Regions from separate parts of the Homo sapiens genome. Here region 1 is linked to region 2. Evidence: chromatin loops called from intact Hi-C (ENCODE). Cell type or tissue: dorsolateral prefrontal cortex. All regions are shown on one strand. Links, peaks and the distances in the headings refer to the core of each region. The heading gives the core; the rest is flanking DNA.

What was found. A loop is a pair of places that touch in the nucleus more often than their neighbours do. Peaks named below come from ENCODE experiments on the same cell type or tissue, not always from the same donor. Only the 100,000 strongest peaks of a DNase experiment are listed, where the experiment ranks them.
Region 1: it touches region 2 in a loop (2.5-fold over the local background); 3 of 110 quality-filtered maps call a loop at or near these places.

Annotation. Positions count from the first base shown.
Region 1 is chr14:71,215,902-71,218,813 of GRCh38, forward strand. LOC105370706 reads right to left here. Exons shown (of 2, transcript XM_011537452.3): 2 at 416-973. The coding sequence ends at 416. Among named protein-coding and RNA genes, the nearest start is that of SIPA1L1, 100 kb to the right of the region's middle. In dorsolateral prefrontal cortex, for the core only: no CTCF peak of the experiment used is centred there; no DNase peak of the experiment used is centred there; H3K27ac peaks cover 564 bases.
Region 2 is chr14:71,310,182-71,313,093 of GRCh38, forward strand. All of the region lies in intron 1 of SIPA1L1-AS1 (SIPA1L1 antisense RNA 1), which reads right to left. Among named protein-coding and RNA genes, the nearest start is that of SIPA1L1, 8.8 kb to the right of the region's middle. In dorsolateral prefrontal cortex, for the core only: no CTCF peak of the experiment used is centred there; DNase peaks (open chromatin) are centred at 441 and 1,080; H3K27ac peaks cover 667 bases.

The DNA.
Region 1 (2,912 bases), core at 97-2,596, 94 kb before region 2:
CACTATGTCAGCCAAGAAACCTGCTGTGCTTAAACCGGATTAGGTTTTCAGTGCTTATAACTAAATGAGCTCTTCATTTGAATACAACTGCTGATGGTCCTCCCATTAGAAAAGAGAACAAAAGGGGCCGGGCGCGGTAGCTCCCACCTGTAATGCCAGCACTTTGGGAGGCCGAGGCAGGTGGATCATGAGGTCCGGAGATCGAGACTATCCTAACATGGTGAAACCCCGTCTCTAATAAAAATACAAAAAATTAGCCAGGCGTGGTGGCAGGCACCTGTAGTCCCAGCCACTCGGGAGGCTGAGGGAGGAGAATGGTGTGAACCCAGGAGGCAGAGCTTGCAGTGAGCTGAGATAGCGCCACTGCACTCCAGCCTGGGTGACAGAACGAGACTCCGAGATTCCGTCTCAAAAAAAAAAAAAGAAAAGAGAACAAAAGGGAGGAACAAGCCCTGTGCCACTGAGTGACATTACCATGGTGGCAACTTTGAAGGGTCCCCGTTTCATGCCTTTCTCTTTTCTCCTCCAAGAGCATTCGCCACCCAGGCAATACTCCTTTGAGAGGCAGCCTGTGAATCCCAACAACCAGGGAGCGCGCCACTTTCTTCCCCACCCGCCCCCTTGCGTCATGAAGTCCGATGGTGGAGCAGAGGGCTGTGAGTTTTAGACTTTTCATTCCATAGACCAGAAAATTGCTGAAATTAGTAGACATTTGAAGTGGCTCTTCCTCAAGCCCAGAAAAGATTTCTGCTGTTGCTATGTTTAAAAGCCCAGCAGCAAGTTGTTTTGGCTTGTGTCTTATTGTTATATAATAAACATGATAAGCTCTGTAAGCTCTGAACATTGGTTGCAAGGATGAAAATAGAGGCCTCACAATAATATGAGCCCTGGAGATGCTTTGTAGAGGGCGGGGGGAAGATAATAGTTTTCTGTGAGTGTTCAAATAGCAATGTGTGTAGTAGATTCTAAATTGCTATGTAAATTCCCAAAGGAAACAGTAGGGGAAAAAAGAAGAAGGTTATAGATTAAAAGGAACAGGTTATATATTAATGCGAGGGAAAAATGTAATCAACAACCACATGAGAGCTATTTTTAATAAGACGGGACCCAGGAGAGGTGGACTGATCTATTGTAGAAAGGAGATAAGCTTTCTACGCTATGTAACAAATTACTATAAACCTAGCGGCTTAATGAAACACAAATTTGTGATCACCTAGGAGCTCAGAGCAGTCCCCAGTAACAGCCAGCAAGAAAGTGAGGCAGAAGTGCAGGTGTGGTGTGGCTGCGTTCTCTGCGTAGGGTCTCATAAGATTGGCATCAAAAATTTAGTTGCTTGTGGTTGTAGGACTGAGTTGCCCACCTCCTGCTGGCTGTTACTGGGGACTGCTCTGAGCTCCTGGAGGCCTCTCCTATTTTCTCATCCTGTAGCCCTCTTATAATGTAGCTATTGGTTCCTTCAAGAAAAATCCCTCTCATGCTTCCAATCTCTCTGACTTCTTTGATCTCTAACCTCTACACCCTCTTTTAAAGAGTTCACTTGATTAGGCCAGGCCCACCCACTCAAGGGATGGGGATTACACAGGTTGTGCACACTGGGTGAGGGAATCTTGGGGGTCACTTTAGAATTCTATTACAGCGATCAAACTTTTGTGCCAAAGCAGGGACCCAAAATGTGTAATTTTAATGCACTACATTATGGACTGAATGTTTGTGCCTTGCCTCACCCCAATTCATTTGTTGAAGTCCTAACTCCCAATGTGATGGTATTTGGAGGTGGGCCCTTTGGGAAGTAATTCGGTTTAGATGAGGTCATGAGGATGGGCCCCCATGATGGGATTAGTGTCTTATAAGAAAAGGAACAGAGACCACATACTCTTTCTCTCTCTTTCTCTCTGCCATGTGAGGAACACAGTGAGAAGGCAATCATCTGTAAAGCAGGAAGAGAGCCTTCCCCAGGAGTTGAATCTGCCAGCATCTTGATCTTGGACTTCCCAGCCTCCAGAACCACCAGAGAGAAATGCCTGTTGTCTGAACCACCGTATGTTACCCTGTTACAGCAGCCTGAGCTAAGATGATACTGGAGGCCCAGTTAATCTACCTCAACATGACCCTTTTGTAACACAGGCTGGACAAAGGCTGTGAAAACACTCAGTATCTAGAGTTTTCCAATGTGTGTGTCCTTCCCTATACACTTCATTTGCTTATCCCCTTATTCATTCAACAAAGGAGTTCCTTTTCTTTTCTTTTCTTTCCTTCCTTCCTTCCTTTCTTTCTTTTGACAGGGTTTCACCATGTTGGCCAGGCTGAGCTTAACTCCTGACCCCAAGTGATCCACCTGCCAAGGCCTCCCAAAGTGCTGGGATTACAGGCGTGAGCCACTGTGCCTGGCCAAGGAGCTCTTATTGTCATCTCTGCACTGTGCTTGACCCCAGAGCCAGGACTAGGCTGGGGCCAATGAGGCATTGAGCAGACAAAGTTTAAGGAGAAACTCACTTGCACAACCCTGAGAGTGAGTGCCACCTGGCATTGTCTGCCCTCCACCCCCTCCTGGCCCTTCCAGGCACAGAGGAAACAAAGATTTTTTTTTAAGCCACTTTCTTCCTCAAGACACCCACAGGTTAAGAGGTCAGAAACAGGGCATACCACACTGGCCTTTGGCACCTCAATTGCTCACTTCACAAGAGCACAAAATGTCCCCTAAGAAGAGCAGCTGAGTATAATGGAAAAAGTTAAGTGTCCTCTTCTGACCTTTGATGATTCAAAAGTTTAGAGTCATTTTTAACACTATTCAAAGGAAATGTGACACTCATATAAACTTGATGCTACATGTCATTGAATCACAGCTCTAAAGAAACCTACAGGCCGGGTGCGGTGGCTCACACCTGTAATCCCCGCACTTTGGGAGGCCGAGG
Region 2 (2,912 bases), core at 105-2,604:
GTGAAAATTGCTCAGAAGTCTTTATCCCTCTCCATCCTACGAGTGAGTTATGGTCACCCTTGATATTTCAGATGGGGTTGTAGAACGGGGTGTGTTAGGGACAGAAGAGGGGAGAAGAAGGTAGAGATCATCCTAAGAAGAGTAAAACAAACGGGAAGGGAGAGAGGTTCAGCAACTCTGAGCAAAAGTCTAGACCTCAGATTCTTGACCAAGAGCAAACAGACCCCTCAAAGATTCCTGACCAGAAGCAAAATGACTCTTGAAAGAGGATAACACATCAACACACAAACTTTTAGTCTGGAGGGATGGCCTCTTAGCCTTCTCCTTTTGTATTTAAAGAAAGAGAAGTCCAATTAGCCAGGTGGGTGGTGCGCACCTGTAATCCCAGCTACTTGTGAAGTTGAGGCTGGAGAATTCACTTGAAACCGGGAGGCGGAGGCTGAAGTAAGCTGAGATCGCGCCACTGCACTCCAGCCTGGGCAACAGAGTGAGACTAGTCTAAAAAAAAAAGAAAGAAAGAGAAGTGAGAAGTCTAGAAAATTAAATAATTTATATGACTCAGCTAAGTAAAGATAGAGTCTGAATTAGAGCACAGAATTGAATTCAAGCCGGGCTTGAAGTCTAGTAGATTTTCCTCTACAACACTTGGTGCTATTTTCTTTGTGTAGCTATAGGATAAGTAAAAAATTACATGGAGTGGCCTTGGCCATTTCTCATACTTGCATAGATATACTCATCACTTTTCCCCACGTGAAAAGAACAAATAAAATTCCTTTAAAAGGCTTTTAAAAACTTCATCTCTGGAAAGGTATTTGTATAAATCTAGGATGAGTGCTGAGCTGCTGAAGGTCCTAAATATCTCTGAACTATCAGCATATTCATGCTTGTCCTCTTCTCCCTTAAATAAAGGCTGTGATGACTTTAATATTCCAGTCGTTCTCCTTGGCATGCCCGCAAACAAAAACCCTCATTACACATGTTTCTTGTACTCAAGAACATGCAAAGCGTGATTTCTCCTGCGGAATCTCACTGCGCACTCCTTGGATGCCACAAGGCAGCTGTAGCTCACGCGCCCCTGCAGCTCCTGGGTTCGTGTGAATGTCGCCTCCACTCTGGCTGGCAATGGAACAAGCCAGATGGTCTTGGGAGGCCTCAGCCCACCGCTTCCAAGTCATGAGCAAGCCTCTTTTCATTTCTAGGGATTTTAAAAAGACAAGAGAGTAGAGAGAGGACTTTTAAAATTCACCTTCCTTCCTTGACACCTTCTCTACTGTGAAATCTGATGAAAGGAATAAAGGGGAAAGGGCTGTTTGGAAGGGAACTTCCGGCTCCTAAGAGAATATTGAAGTTATTTTAAATGGTTCAAAGGGCTCCCTAAAAGGAAATATTAATAGTAGGATGAATAAAAAATCTTGAAATGGTTCAGATACAATTAAAAAATATATATATATATGTAACTGAGGTGGTTGCAGTGGCTCATGCCTGTAATCCCAGCACTTTGGGAGGCCGAGGTGAGTGGATCACCTGAGGTCAGGAGTTCGAGACCAGCCTGGCAAACATGGTGAGACCTGTCTCTATTAAAAATACAAAAATTAGCCAGGCATGGTGGTATGCACCTGTAATCCCAGTTACTTGGGAGGCTGAGGAAGGAGAATTGCTTGAACCCGGGAGCTGAGATTGAGCCACTGCACTCCAGCCTGGGTGATAGAGCAAACTCTGTCTCAAAAAAAAAAAAAAATATATATATATATATAAATATTATAACTGTAATAGCTTGTGTTGATGTCTATAGTATAGAGGAAAAGGTCAAAAGTATTGGTGGGCCAGAACTTTTCATCCTTTTTGGGATTTTTATTTCATTTTATTTTATCCATGTTTATAAGAAAATTGCCTGAAAACCCAGGAAAGGCATGAGTAGCTCAATGGAAAATGTTTCAGAAGAAAATGCCTATGACAAGGAAAGAAAGTTTGTGAGGGTGCATTTTAATTAAAATGTTATCTAGGCAGGCGCGGTGGCTCACGCCTGTAATCCTAGCACTTTGGGAGGCTGAGGCGGGCAGATCACTTGAGGTCAGGAGTTCGAGACCAGCCTGACCAACATGGAGAAACCCCATCTCTACTAAAAATGCAAAAACAAACAAACAAACAAACAAACAAAAAAATTAGCCAGGCATGGTGACAGGCGTCTGTAATCCAAGCTACTTTGGAGGCTGACGCAGAAGAATCACTTGAATCCAGGAGGCGGAGGTTGCAGTGAGCTGAGTTTGTACTACTGCAATCCAGCCTGGGCAACAAGAGTGAAACTCCTTCTCAAAAAAAAAAAAAAAATTATCTAAATGCATCACATTAGCAATTATAAGCTACTGCTTGCCAAATTTATGTTTGCAGTTCTAATCTCTTCTCCAACCCATGGATTTCTAAATCTCATGCTTCTAATATTCTGTGCATCATAAACGCAAATTTGAATGTTTCCACCCTTGCTGAAAATCCTTCAATGGCTCCCTATTGCCTACAGAATAAAGCCCAAGTCCTGAATATATCACACAAGGCCCTTGTGACTTGTCCTCATTCTCTCTAGCTGACATTGGTGCATAAGACCTGGATTGCCTCTACCCTATACCCCTATAACTTCACGGCTCAGAAGGCTCACAAAGGCTTCCTAATATCAAGGTGCTTTCTGAGCCAGAAAGCCAGGTAAGGGATTTTCCACTCCATCAGAATGGGAGCCCTGATTCTGCTTTGCTGTTAAACTTCATTCTTTCATTGCACATTTATGGAGTGCCTATTTTTGTCAGGAACTGTATTAAATTATAGGGATTTAAGAGCAAACAAGACACACATTATGACTACAAAGAGCTTACATACCTGATTAAACACTATTAGTCTCCTATTACTGCTATAACAAATTATCA